2 separate regions of the Homo sapiens genome follow, and region 1 is linked to region 2. Evidence: chromatin contacts called from ENCODE Hi-C or POLR2A ChIA-PET data. All regions are on one chromosome and are shown on one strand. Each heading gives the region's core, a stretch centred on a gene start or an enhancer-like site at or near the end of the contact. The rest is flanking DNA. Distances are from core to core; before and after follow the strand shown.

Evidence for each region. Hi-C counts contacts between places; a loop is a spot of excess contacts on that map. ChIA-PET counts read pairs that join two places held with the same protein, here RNA polymerase II (POLR2A). Pooled maps may share reads with other maps.
Region 1: a loop to region 2 is called in a map of CD4-positive, alpha-beta T cell, with 15 times the contacts of the local background. The contact joins two enhancer-like sites. A Hi-C loop is called at or near these places in 61 of 168 maps with a recorded cell type or tissue (A673, B cell, CD4-positive, alpha-beta T cell and 33 more), 21 of 37 single-sample maps with no recorded cell type and 39 of 50 pooled maps. POLR2A ChIA-PET finds 5 or more read pairs at or near these places in 4 of 52 experiments (AG04450, BJ, T-cell and 1 more).

The regions. Positions count from the first base shown.
Region 1 is chr12:79,554,907-79,562,379 of GRCh38, forward strand. It overlaps the pseudogene NOP56P3. Among named protein-coding and RNA genes, the nearest start is that of PPP1R12A-AS2, 130 kb to the right of the region's middle. Within about 2 kb of position 4,239, at least 3 of the 41 ENCODE cell types and tissues checked have a DNase peak (open chromatin) inside an H3K27ac peak, as active enhancers do.
Region 2 is chr12:80,266,879-80,273,808 of GRCh38, forward strand. OTOGL (otogelin like) reads left to right here. Exons shown (of 59, transcript NM_001378609.3): 22 at 375-449; 23 at 3,224-3,276; 24 at 4,770-4,932. Among named protein-coding and RNA genes, the nearest start is that of OTOGL, 170 kb to the left of the region's middle. Within about 2 kb of position 2,238, at least 2 of the 41 ENCODE cell types and tissues checked have a DNase peak (open chromatin) inside an H3K27ac peak, as active enhancers do.

The sequences.
Region 1 (7,473 bases), core at 2,989-5,488, 710 kb before region 2:
CCAACTACTCAGGAGGCTGAAGCAGGAAAACTGCTCAAACCCGGGAGGCGGGGATTGCAGTGAGCCAAGATCACGCCATTGTACTCCAGCCTGGGTGACAAGGGTGAAACGCTGTCTCAAAAACAAACAAACAAACAAAACCAAAAAGTTAGACTTATTTAAATTAATTCCTAAAAGGAAAGATCTGAGAGCTCCTCAGACAAGTCATCAAATCAGGCTTGTTTATGCTCAAGCAGGAAGGCCAAAGTTCCAGGTAAAGGCTCTCCTTTCTAGAATCAGCATAACTGCAAGGCAGCAGACCATATAAATAGTTTGATGCTCTGAACAAATGGAATGTTGTCTGGAATGATAATGTGGAAAGAGTTCATGTTAACACAGCAGGCCATTTAATGTAAAGAAACATGTTTTAAAAGCTACCTAGAGCTTTCTAGGTACAAGTGTTTTGTTCAGGTTTTTATGCAGACAGAAACAGTTTAAAAACAGGCAAGGATCGAAGGTATCAAAATGTGTTTTAAAACCTATCTGAAGGAGTTGATTACTATCAGCGCTAAAACCCAGTCTTTAGTCTCCTCCTTAACCAGGATGCAGTTCCTAGAGATAAAATATAATGTTAACACTGATCTAATATAGTAAACAATCGTCAGAACTTTGGAAAGATTTCTCTCTCTCTCTCTACACACACACACATTTTATATCTTTCATGTATCCCTCTCCCCCTCCTCCCATACTATGAAGTAATATTTAACCCCAAAGAAATAACCTTGTTAAGTTTGTTTCCTTCTTTGCTAATCACTGCAGTGGATTTCAGAAAGCACAAGGTGGCAGAAGCACACTAAAAATCCAACTGGAATAAAGGCTACAGCAATTTGAACATCATAAAAATGGCAGCAACTCTATTTTTAAAAATAAATGAGTACTTTTTCATCATAACAAACATGCTCAATAAAATTTTGAAAATATGACAGGTAGAAAAAGGAAAGGGGATTGTATTACTGAGACATATGGACAAATGTTTAATTCTTCCTACTACAATTATTAGTTGTGATTTTATCAGATATGCAACTTTATATCCTCCCTTTTAAACTCTAACAATGGGAGCACTTTCAAATCTGCTTTAGTCAAACATCTCTGTTTCAAAAAATATTTAAGGCATCTGCATGTGTCCATGTTTTTATAAACATTTTCAAAAGATCACTGATTAGAACATGGCTAATTTTATCTAGCCATTTTCCCATTAGCAATGATTGTTTTAAGTTAAACATTATCAATGACACCTGAGCCAGTAAATTTACATTTTAAGATCTCATTTCAAAAATCAAACAGGCTGGGGGCGGTGGCTCATGCCTATAATCCCAGTACTTTGGGAGGCCAAGGCAGGCGGTCACCAGAGGTCAGGAGTTCGACACCAGCCTGACCAACATGGAGAAACCCCGTCTCTACTAAAAATACAAAAATTAGCCAGGTGTAGTGGTGGGCACCTGTAATCCCAACTACTCAGGAGGCTGAGGCAGGAGAATCACTTGAATTCGGGAGGCGGAGGTTGCAATGAGCCGAGATCACGCCATTGCACTCCAGCCTGGGTGACAGCGAGACTCTGTCTCAAAAAACAAAAAACAAATAAAAACAGCCATCTGAGAAAATCAGACATGAACAAATGAAATAACATTTTATTCCAAAACAGAATCAAATGATGCTATCCTGTTTACTTTTTGCACTGGCCTGTGGGTACTTGGACCTTTCTTATTTTACAAACCTATATCTACAGTGTGTGTTTAGAAAATCATTTTATATGTCGAAAATATAACAAAATAATTTTAAAAATACTTAAGTATTGTGGTAGCAGTCAAAAGTTATTTATACTTTTAAAAGATTGCTACCAACTAGATTTGCCCCTGGAAAAATAACCAAAGCCATAATTCATTTGCTACTTTGGAATCAACCTGAATGCCAAAAACAACTGTATAAAATCATTTGGTCTAGTCATCTGCTTTAGACAGGTGAAAAGCCATTATTATTCCCCTCTATTATGGGCTCAGGAAAATAAAGCCAACATCAATGGAAGATGGTGCTCAGAACCCTGTCAAGTATGGGGAAAATTCTGTATCTCCGGATGTCTTTTGACCTTAATTCAGACCTTTAATCCACAGGTCAAAATATGTAAAATTAGAAATAATGTAATGACTTTTCCCCCTTTTAACTGAAACTCAGTTTTCTCTATTAAATGAGCAAAACAATGACTTCCATGAGAGAGGAAATTCAATTGTCAGGAACAAATGTTATTACATTCCAGCACCTTCTGAATGTTTAGTCTTGAGTCTTTCTTTTGTAAGCACTAACTAAGCAATCACAGGGAATTCTCTTCAAGAAGGATTCTCATTCATGATTTTCTCCAGGCCCCAGTGAGAACTCTAAATTAAAGGGCTCTCACTCTTTATGGCTTCACTTGCTTCTTCCTTCCCCAGTAGCTTTGAAGAAATTTCCCTTTTTATTCAAATGTGCTCACCCAGGTCAGAGAGGAGATTTCCTGAACTCTGAACACCAAGGTTAAATCTTCCATGGTCTAACACCTTGCAAGCTGCAAATAACTGAAGAGGGGAAAAAAGATCACCTTAAAGAAATTATTAGTATAGAACCTTTCTGCACTTTCTCAACATTTCTTCTACTTAGGCCTGCATGAGAAATTCAAGACCAAGTCTGGATAATTCAACTATAAACTCAGCATCAGAATGTTTTTTGCCTGCCTATTTGCTAAGGTTTCCAAAAACTGGGCTTATCCATTTCCAGAGCCCTGGAAAAAATTTGAAAACATGAACTATATTAATAATAATGTGCCTTCTCTATAGAGCATCCACATTTTAAAAGCCTAGAGATCCTGGCTTGGGAAAGCTAGAAAAGTAAATACCAACTATGATGACTGGAGAAACTAATTTAAATTCCTCTGCTGAATCTTGTCCCCAGGCTTCCAATAAAAATAAGTTAGGTTTTGGCCCTGAACTATTCCTTACAAAAATTGCTTATCATTATACAAGAATAGTTTCCCTATTTTCTGTTTATTTGTTTTTCCTCTAGTTCTATTCTTTCCCACATAGATTAAACCAAAATAAGATTAGCCAAACCTAATTTGATTCTAATCCAAGCCACACACCCTATGTATTCCATTACAAATCAAGTTTAATTTACTGACTTCCTTGGGTCCCAACTGAATGACCTACTGGAAGCTACGAAAGGGGTCACAGAGTAAGACTGCAGGCCAAAAAAAGAATGTGAAAAACACATGCAAGCCTGGAAACAAATTCACCCAAAGACATAACTTGCTTAAGATGTTTCTTGTGGAATTTGAATGCTAAAAGATCAAGTCTCCTAACAGGAAAAGCAGCCAACAGAGAAGCAGATGCATTCACATTCACTCATCATTCGTTCGCTCATTCATTCATTCAACAATTATACATAGACCTCTCATAGTCATGAGTTTTAACAACAGCAGAAACTTCAGGAGAGTATTTGCTTTCTGGTGCTCAGTTCTGCACTGAAGCCAGTCTCCCATTACCACAGGATTTTTTCTGTATGTTGTAAAATCTGTGAACATAAACTTTAGTTTTTATCTGCTTTTATTTTTTGGTAATTTGGAAGCTGAATTTAAAACATCCCCTTTAATTTTGGCAACGAGTAGCTTTTAGATTCTTTTAATCCAAGGGATTTTAGACCTTCTGAAGTCAAGGTTTACTTCTAAAGAATAAAGAATTTTGTTTGCTAACAATGTGAAAGAGCTAATATAATAGCTACATATGGTCTTATACCAGTGATAAGTCACTAATGTTGTTACAGCTTATGTGACAAACGTTCACAATGTTTTTGGTCCTCAAAATCACCCTGACAGCAGTAGTACTCCAGAGAGGTGTGAGGAGACGAGTGAAAAACCCAAAAAGAAGAAAAAGCAAAAGCCCCAGGAGGTTCCTCAGGAGAAAACAGAAGACCCATCTATCTCTTTCTCCAAACCCAAGAAAAAGAAATCTTTTTCCAAGGAGGAGTTGATGAGTAGTGATCTTGAAGAGACTGCTGGCAGCACCAGTCTTCTCAAGAGGAAGAAGTCTTCACCCAAGACGGAAACAGTTAATGACCCCGAAGAGGCAGGCAACAGAAGTGTCTCCAAGAAAAAGACGAAATTCTCCAAAGAGGAGCCTGTCAGCAGTGGACCTGAAGAGGCTGCTGGCAGCAAGAGCAGCTCCAAGAAGAAAATGTTCCATAAAGAAGCCCAGGAAGATTAGAATGCAAATGGACATTCTCTGGGAGGCGGGGCATACCATAGCCCAAGACGACATTTCCTACCATGTCCAGTTCCCCAATAAAAACAAATTCACACACACACACAAATCACCCTCATGAAATAAGAGAGGAATTATTATGACCACTTTGAAGATCAGGAAGTGGAGGCTCAGGAAAGGGAAATGATATGTCCAAAGTCCCTTTTTCTAAGTGGTGAATTCAAATCTTAAGACTATCTGATCACTGTTCTTTTCTACTTTTCCTCAATTAATATTTAGTTTAAAATTTAAGCTTTTGTGTATTTTGTTCTAGGGGTTGGGACTATAAAGCTGTACACATATATAAAATTCCTCCTTAGCCTAGGCAACATGGCAAAACCCAATCTCAACAAAAAAAATACAAAAATTAGCTGGGCATGGTGGTGTGCATCTGTAGTCCCAGTCACTTCGGAGGCTGAGGTGGGAGGATAGCTTAGGCCCCAGAGGCAGAGGTTGCAGTGAGCCAAGATGGCACCATTGCACTCCAGCCTGGGGCAACAGAGCCCGAAACTGTTTCAAAAAAAAAAAAAAAATTCCTCCTTATGATTCAAGAGATTCCTGCATAGTCCTCAATCTTTGGTTTTGCTTTAAGAACAGATCATCTGCCCCATTTGGCTTAAAAACAAAAATTAAACACATAATACAAACATGAGACTATAAATACATTAGACTTCAATAAATAGAACAAAAATGTTCACTGTTTAGTTACAGCATGTCATTTGATGAGCAGAAAATTAGAAAAATGATTTTAGTCCCCATTTCAGCATTACTTAACTAGAAAACCTTGGGTAAATCTCTCAAATTCTGTGTCTCAGTTTGTATACACTATTAAATGGGTATAAAAAATTGTCCTTCAAATGTTATAACCAGTACAAAATCATTAAATCTAAAATTGGTATATATTTCCTAGTACTACTGGTATAAGAATTCTGAAAAAAGAGAGGAAAAGTTCATTTCAGTTTTGTCTCACGCAATAGTTAACATACAAGGTACTTTTTTTAAAGCTTGTTTAGTATCTAGAATATTGTGTACACATTCATTAAATTCCTTAAATTCTTTTTACTGATATCCCTTTGGACCCTGAATCCAATATTATGTAGCCATTTTCCCTATTACACAAATAGACTGGTTTGCACAGGTTACACAGTATGTTAATGGCAGAATCAAAGGTCAAAATATCTGATCGATATCCTAACCATGCCAGGATCATCCACTGCTAACAAGACAGAACTGTGACAGTCTCTTTAACGTCAGCAGAATTCTCTAAGCTGAGCCTTATTTTAGCTATCAGTTTCCTTCAGTTCCCATGCTGAATTTTATCAGATCTGCTTCTTTCTCTTCCTCTATTCATGCCTAATAAGCAAAGAAATAAAAAAGAAAAGCCGTAAAAAGCAGAGCACAGCATCTGGATAATCCACAAACCAGAAAAACCTGACTGACAAGAGTTAACTAAATGGATTTTTTAGTGGATTTGTTTGTTTTTTTGAGACAGGGTCTCACTCTGTTGCCTAAGCTGAGGGTAGGCGCACAATCACGGATCACTGCAGCCTCAAATTCCTGGGCTCAGGCAATCCTCCCACCTCAGCTGATCCTCCTGCCTCAGCCTCTTGAGTAGCTGGGTCTACAGGCATGCACCACCACACCGGTCTGATGTTTTGTTTTGCTTTGTAGAGACAGTTCTTGCTATTTTGCCAAGGCTGGTCTCAAACTCCTGGCCTCAAGTGATCCTCCTGCCTGGCCCTCCCAAAGTGCTGGGATTACAGTAGTGAGCTACTGTGCCTGGCTGGATTTCTTGTCTACAGTTTAGAAACTCAATCTTCTTCAATCACATAATGAGTCTCAGGATATAACAGCAAGACACAACGTGAATTTGTGATTAAATTTTATTTTCATGAAATTTTTTGCATAGCCAGAATCACAAAACAAAAATGAGGAAATGCTAAAGTTGATTTACAAAAAGTGAAAGAAAAAACACACCCGTGGGAACCCCATCACCAAAACCGTAAAAAAAAAAAAAAAAAAAAATTGCAAAAATCTTTCAGAAAAGGCAGTCTAGTCACCCAAAGAAATTCATAAGTTGACTGGCTGGAGAAGATTTCTTGAAAATATATAATAGAAGTTACAAATTAAGAAGTAACATATGGAGTAGGTAGTCAAAGTGAGAGGCGACAGTGTGCTGGCAGCCCTTGCTCACTCTTGGTGCCTCCTTGGCCTCGGTGCCCACTCCGGCCGCGCTTGAGGAGCCCTTTAGCCTGCCGCTGTAATGTAGGAGCCCCTCTCTGGGCTGGCCAAGGCTGGAGCCGGCTCCCTCTGCTTGCAGGGAGCTGTGGAGGGAGCAGCGTGGGCGGGAACTCAGGCTGCGTGTGGCGTACGCGGGCCAGCGTGAGTTCTGGGTGGGTGCAGGCTTGGCAGCCCCGCACCTGGAGCAGCCGGCCAGTGCCACCGGTCCCAGGCAGTGAGGGGCTTAGCACCCGGGCCAGCAGCTGTGGAGAGTGTGCCAGGTCCCCCAGCACTGCTGGCCCGCCCAAGCTGTGCTCAAATTCTCGCCGGGCCTCAGCCGCCTCCCTGCGGGGCAGGGCTCAGGACCTGCAGCCCGTCATGCCCAAAGAATGCCCCCTGCTTTCCCCACCGTGGGCTCCTGCATGGCCCGAGCCTCCCCGATGGGTGCCGCCCCCTGCTCCGCAGCGCCTGGTCCCATCGACCACCCAAGGGCTGAGAATTGCAGGCACACGGCATGGGACTGGCAGGCAGCTCCACCCGTGGCCCTGGTGCGGGATCCACTAGGCGAAGCCAGCTGGGCTCGTGAATCAGGTGGGGACTTGGAGAACTTTTATGTCTAGCTGGAGGATTGAAAATGCACAAATCAGCACTCTGTGTCTAGCTCAGGGTTTGTAAATGCACCAATCAGCACTCTGTGTCTAGTTTAAGGTTTGTAAATGCACCAATCAGCACCCTGTGTCTAGCTCAAGGTTTGTAAACGCACCAATCAATGCTCTGTGTCTAGCTAATCTAGTGGGGACTTGGAGAACTTTTATGTCTAGCTAGAAGATTGTATATGCACCAATCAGCACTCTGTGTCTAGCTCAGGGATTGTAAGTGCACCAATCAGCACCCCGTGTCTGGCTCAAGGTTTGTAAATGCACCAATCAGTGCTCCGTGTCTAGCTAATCTA
Region 2 (6,930 bases), core at 988-3,487:
TTAGTAGCAGGACTTTAATATCTCAGCACTCACAAATTTCTCAATTTACACACGAAGTAAAGCCCTTTGTCTTATATATAGTGTTAAATGATATATCAGTTATGTTTCTCTGAATTGCATTCAGTGATTTTTCTTGTGACTAAAACAACACAGTTTGTGAGTTGTATTTTAGAAAACAAAATTTGGAGCTATGCAAAACTTCATGTCTAAGCAGCTTTTGCCATTTGTGTAATAGGATTGCATGCAGTCTTGTAGAATAATGCAGACCTTAGAGTGTACCTTACAATGACCAATGGAGAGCACAAGGTCAGCTTGAATTTTAGTGGTTTTTGAAAAAAATTGTATCCTATTTACTTTACTTTTTCTTCGTATAGATTCCACTGCCGTTGTCATTATAGGGGCAGTGTTTATCAACCTGGAGAGCTCATCCCCACACCCTCGGGCTTATGGTAGGTTTCAATGATGGGGATTGTGTTTGACAAATGATGTATGTTCTAATATAATTCTTTCTTTTATATATATATATATATTTTTTTATTATACTTTAAGTTCTAGGGTATATGTGTACAACGTGCAGGTTTGTTACGTATGTATACATGTGTGCCATGTTGGTGTGCTGCACCCATTAACTCGTCATTTACATTACATTGAGTATATCTCCTAATGCTATCCCTCCCCCCTCCCCCCACCCCACAACAGGCCCCGGTGTATGATGTTCCCCTTCCTGTGTCCAAGTGTTCTCATTGTTCAATTCCCACTTATGAGTGAGAACATGCAGTGTTTGGTTTTTTTAACCCAAACTGTAAGTTGAAATATGACTTCTGTAATTAAAAAATAAAGATAACAATGTAATCTTTAAATATATTATAATCATGTGATTGTATATATATGTACAAACACATATATACATAATACATGCATATATGACATTTCAAAGTGAAATAACCAAGTTTTGTACTCATAACTGCAGAAAGGAGTTATGAATTTAAGTACCTCACAGTGAAATGAAAGTCCTTTGATCATTTTTTGTTATTAGATAGAAGTTAGGGGTGAAGTACGTGTTTAAATACAACAGTATTACTGAATAGGCTCAAAAAAAAAAGCAATTTCAAAATAGATTTGAAAAATGTCCTGCACAGTAGTAAGTGTGCCTCCTCCCCAGGCCCATCAATACTAGAAAGATAACACTTAATCATAGGATAACACTCATTCTGGTTATAAATTTTCTGTTGAAAATCTAGGCACGTCCATGCAGCAGTCCATACTTACATATAATTCCTAACCTCCCCTTTTTAGTTGCCCCATAGGTACCAACAGATAATAATAGACAGTAGATAATAACAATAATAATCATTTCTAACCATTACTGTGTACCTTGTTTTGTGCTGGCACCATTCTAAGTGTTTAATATCTATTATTAAAATACTTACTCATCACCATAACCCTAAGAGATAGGCAATGTTGTTTTATCCTGATTTACAGGTGAGGAAAATGGGATACAGGTGGCTAAGGAACCTGATACTAAAGCTGGGAGTTAGTCCCAGGCAACCTGGCTCGGCAGTGCTTGTCTCCTGCCTACTTTGCTCTGCAGCTGATTTTTGTATTCACAGCAGAATATTGATTATGCTCAATTTACCTTTGTCTTTATCTCCACCTTTTTTCCTATCCACATCAAGACACAGTGGCAACTAGCTCTTGGATCTTTCTGTGGTACGCAGTACTATTATTCACACAGTTTCCCAAGCCAGAGCTCCAGGAATCATTTTCGACTCTTTCCTCTTGCTCAAAACACCTAATCAGTAAATACCCAGCAACTTTGGATTTTACTTGATTTTACTTTCTACGCGTAGTCAAAAGCCATTTCTTCCTTTCCATCATCACTGCTTTAGCAATCAGTGTGTCTCATTTTCTCTTCCCTGGACCTTCCTCTCTGGTGTTCTTGCCTCTAGTTTTTCCCCTCTTTCATTCTGCCGAGGTGTCCTGTCTTTTTGGATTTAACATGATTAATGTATGTAAACTTAGCAAAAAAAAAAAAAAGTAACCATCCCTCCTCAATGAAAAAAAATCAAAATTCACTTAATATAGTGACTTTGTTAGCCATTCCTTTTTAAAAGCCTTTGTCCCAGAATAAGTATGATATGGAAGACCTGGATATGTGATCTGAGACCTGTCTGTCTCAGTTCCTCTGTGCTATTCAAAGTGTGAGCAAATTCAATCAGAAGTGACTCACTCAGTGGTGAATCACACCTCTGAGTGTTATTCTAGTGTTCAACTATGCATTGCATATTTTTTATGTGATGTGGACTGTATATGTGATTCAGCTTCTTCATCTGGGCTTAAATATAGAACATATGATCTGGTCCAAAGCTGAAAGAAAAACTGTATTGGAGTTATTGAGAACTAATGTGTTGTTTTCCATCATGTTATCTTCTTCAGGGATTTTCAAGGCTAATTTTTCCTATATGTGGCTCTTGCCTTATACTCTGACTTTAGAATGTAAGTTGCAAGGAAGCTGTGACTCCACCCTATCTTCAATGCTGCTGCCAAAATGATTCAAAGCAACCATATCACTTTTCTGCTTAGGTCTTCAATGGCTCACCTCAGGGGTAAAATCTTAGCATCTTCTAGGAGCTAGCCTCTGCCTCTTTTGGCATTCTCACAGCCTGTCCCTTCCTGCATTGCACTTTGCTATGTAGAATGCTGCTTTACTTCTTCATGGTTTATGTGTTTCCACTGAGTGTTATAGCCTTCCTACCTTAGGTGTGCCATAACCTCCATCCACTCTTCAAAACTGTTCAGACTTTACTTCCTTTGATTCCCTGATGTTGGTTGCCAACAGATTTTAAAAACATTTTTTCTTTGTTTTACTTCTATCTCTTAACATATTTCTATGTTGCATGTGTCACACTGCATACATTATTTATTTGTGTGTCTTCCCCTTCTGTGAGACAAATTATGGTAAGAACTATGAATTTTGATGTTCATGTCTCCCATGCCTATCCCAATGCTCCACACTTATAGGTGTTTGATAAAAAGTGTTGTGTTGAAATAGCGTTCCTGAAATTGGACCTAACCCAACAGCTTGTAAAAACTTCTGTGGGAAAAATAACATTTGTATAATGTACTCAATCAATTCTTGTACGTTAGATTGTTGTCGAAATTCAGGGAAAAAAAAAAAAACAACAGATTTGGTTCCATAAATTAACTATTTATTTACTTCTAGCCAGTGTTCAAATGGGACTGTGAAATGTGATGAATTAGCAACGCCCTCTGCTGGTAAGATCTTAAAAGATGTTTTCCTGAATGAGGGTTCAGCTCTGATACCACCTCCACTCCTGGCAGAAGTCATCAATCACCTCTTCTTCCCAATGTGCATGGCTATAGCCTTGGGAATGTTCTTCAACATGGTGTTCCAGTGCTTCTTAACTTTTTCCACATTGAAAATTATAATATTTTTAGGACAGTCTGGGTTGAACATATAAGTCAGCTCAGGGGCGGAGCAGGTCAACCCAGGGATGCTGCCTAGATGCTGCCTACCACAGGACCACCTCAGGCATCCCAAGGACTTTAGGGATATGTATCTAGGCAAGTGTTGTAACCCATTTGTGGGACAGAAATTGGGAAAATCTATTTTAGACCTTCACTTCTCAGATTTTAGTGTGCACATATGGGGATCTTGTTAAAATGCAGATTCTGATTCATTAGGTCAGGGGTGATACCTGAAATTCTACATTTCTATCAGTGACCAAGATAACATTAATACTTCTGGTTCCTGGGCTGCATTATGAGTAGCATGGCTCTGGGACTAGTAGCAATAAATTTAACAATGCATGTAAAATGACATCCACTGTTATCCCTTCAGAATGTCATTTTAAATACCTTTCCTAAGATCTTATGTATTAGGACCATATATATTATTTATTTTCATCATATAAAGAGCCTCAAATTCTCAGTTACTATGGGCAAATTCTAGGCACATAATAAACAATACTTGCTTTCATAGATTTTAATGGGCAGGAAGAGTGTAGGCTAATAAAAGTAATTGTAAGCTATTATTGCTTTGTTATGTATTTGAATGGCCTGGTATATATTATTATTAAAGAGCTTTGAATTACATGCCCTGAATTTACTTTACAAGGATTCAGACAAGCCTAGGGCTTCTTTACAAGACATGTTTATGGACCACACACATTCGGTAGCTACAGGGCCATCCTGACTCTGCCCCATTTCTTTCAGGGTGACTCGCCCCCATTTGATTCAATGAAGGGAAGCCCAGGTGGCTAGCCTTCTCACAGAGGAACCCACGGGATTTTATCCCTTTGGCCCCACTTGAGGCAATTTATTTGATCTCTAAGAGCCCAAAAGCTTTCTGGAAGAATATGGAGCCCCTGTCCTGACTATAGTTATGTCTACTTCTGCACTTCTGTGGTATAGTGAGAACTGATATAAACAATGACTTGAGGTGAAGCAAGATTTAGAATAATCGTGTGTTCATTGTAGCTTTGTAAAAGCCACAATGCTTTTACATTATGCTTAAAAATTGATAACATATGCTGAAAAATTGATAATATATGTATGAATTAATAAAAATATCTTGTTTTTTGACTTCAGAAAATTATATTCTAGTTAGTTACTGTCTTATGGAAGGCAGCTAACATTCTCAAACTCAAAATAGGTTTAGAATAAACCTATTTTATGAATTTTGGTGTTCATATCTCCCATGCCATGACAAAAAGTTAAGGACATTTTGTCTGTGCTTATATCTGAAGTTCACATCTGCCCAGAGGGAAAAGAGTATTTCGACTGCAGGTTTCCTGACCCTGAATTACCAGCTGGTGGTGTTAATTGTGAGACTACATGTGCAAACCTAGCCATGAACTTCACCTGCACCCCATCCTCACCCTGTATAAGTGGCTGTGTTTGTGCTCCAGGGTAAGCCTCTTCTTCATAATACAGAACATTCAGGATTTGCCTGAAAGCACAATATCTCCTGAAAACATTCTTTATAGAAATAGCCAGAATTGTTGTTCTGACTAGTGGTTAACTGGGTTGGTAGCTAGAAGACTATTGTGATTGTTTTGCTTGGCTCATGTGACATTGTGAAATATTATTAATGTAATACACTGAATTGAGGAGAAAACTCATTTCTGGATGAAGCTGGAATTTCTCCCCTGATGAAACTGCAATTTTGAGAAAGTGACACAATTAATCACTCTTCATTCAAAACACTCTTCAAGTGCATTTTTAAATATTCTGTTGTGCAGTTACTGGTATTGATGTGAAGTTGTAATAGTGATGCCAACTGTTTTATCTTAAAGAAAATAGTGTATTGAGGCTACAAAGGGCAGTGGGTAAGAGTGGGAGCTCTGGCATCAGACACACCACTGCTCAAATCCCAGCCCTGACACTGTTAGTGGAGTGATTTTTCTGCAAGTTCTTTTTAAGCCTCAATTAGGCATTGTGATGTGTGTGTGTGTGTGTGTGTGTGTGTGTGTGTGTGTGTGTGTGTGTATTTAAAAATATGAGCCACTATTTTGTGGCAGCATATATTCTACTCCTATCTTCATAAATATTCTTCCATTGCAGAAATGCCTAGTGCACGTGAAAGACAAACACAGAATCTTGTGGCTATTGGCTTCCTCACAGGCACACATATAATCTGGCCTCCCTGGCCCTCCCTCTTCTGGTAATGAAATAGAGGCTGTGCAGAGGGAGTGCCATCTAAGGCAAACAGGTCACCCATTCTTCCTCAATGAACATGTTCACACAAAGGGATTCCTGGGATCAGCTCATATAAACCAGGGGCAAAGAAGAGCGAGGTCTTGTGGTTTGTTTCCCAGGAGAATCGCATTTGTCTAAATGGCCCCCATCTGGAATAGGTTGAAGAGCCAAGTAACTTGGAACTGGCATTAATCTCTTTAGAAAGAAAGGACATAGGAGGCAGAGACAAGAAGGTCACAAAAGAACAAGTGCCTGTGGCTGGGAAAATAAAGACAGGTAGAAATAAGGCCATAGAGCAGATAAGCAAGAAAGACATTTTAGTAAAAAGGAGAAGGGAAATAGAATAATTAAAACCCACAACATTGCTTGATTTATTTGATTTGATTGTGACTCTTAGGAATGCATGGCTAATTAAAGCCATATCCTAATTTTGTTTTATATGCTGTGCTTGAGCTATTATCTTTTAAAATATATTTACTGTCACCTTTGATATTTAGTTGGACAGTGATTTATTTACTGGCTAAATCTCATTACAAAACGTTAAGGAGATTTCCTCCTACCTTCTCTGACTGTATTGAAATAAATGTGGGTGGAATTGACTTAGAGGCCTCTGACAGATTTGGAAATATTTTATTAAGATAGCCTTCTCCTACAATATTGTTTATGGTAATGTGATTTGCCCTGTCTTCTATGTGACCTTGTCTGGCTCATTTTGGCAAAATAGTCCAGTGTGACTTGTTTCATGTGGCTCCTAACAGTGCCAGCAGTTTATTGACTGTAAAAGGACCACATAACCCTAATTGAGAAATCACTGTGGATTGAAGAAATGGAGAATAGTATAGAGGAAAAGTCAGATGGAAATGGCTTCTATGCTGGCCCTCCTTATAAGCCGAAGTACCTCATGGCAAGTTACTTAACCACTTGAAATCTCAAGTTTCTCTTTTAATAATGGATATAACACTATATTTACTTCTTGGATGATTGAGTATATGCTGCACACCAGTTATATAGTAAGAGCTCAGCAAATGTTTATTTCTTATCCCACTGCCCAAACTTGCTTAAAGCAGATACAAGCATACTTTGTTTCATTGTGTGTTTTGCTTTATTGCACTTCACAGGTGTTGCATTTTTTACAAATTGAAGGTGTGTGGCAACCCTGCATCAAGCAAGTCTGTTGGTGCCATTTTCCAACAGCATGTGCTTACTTGG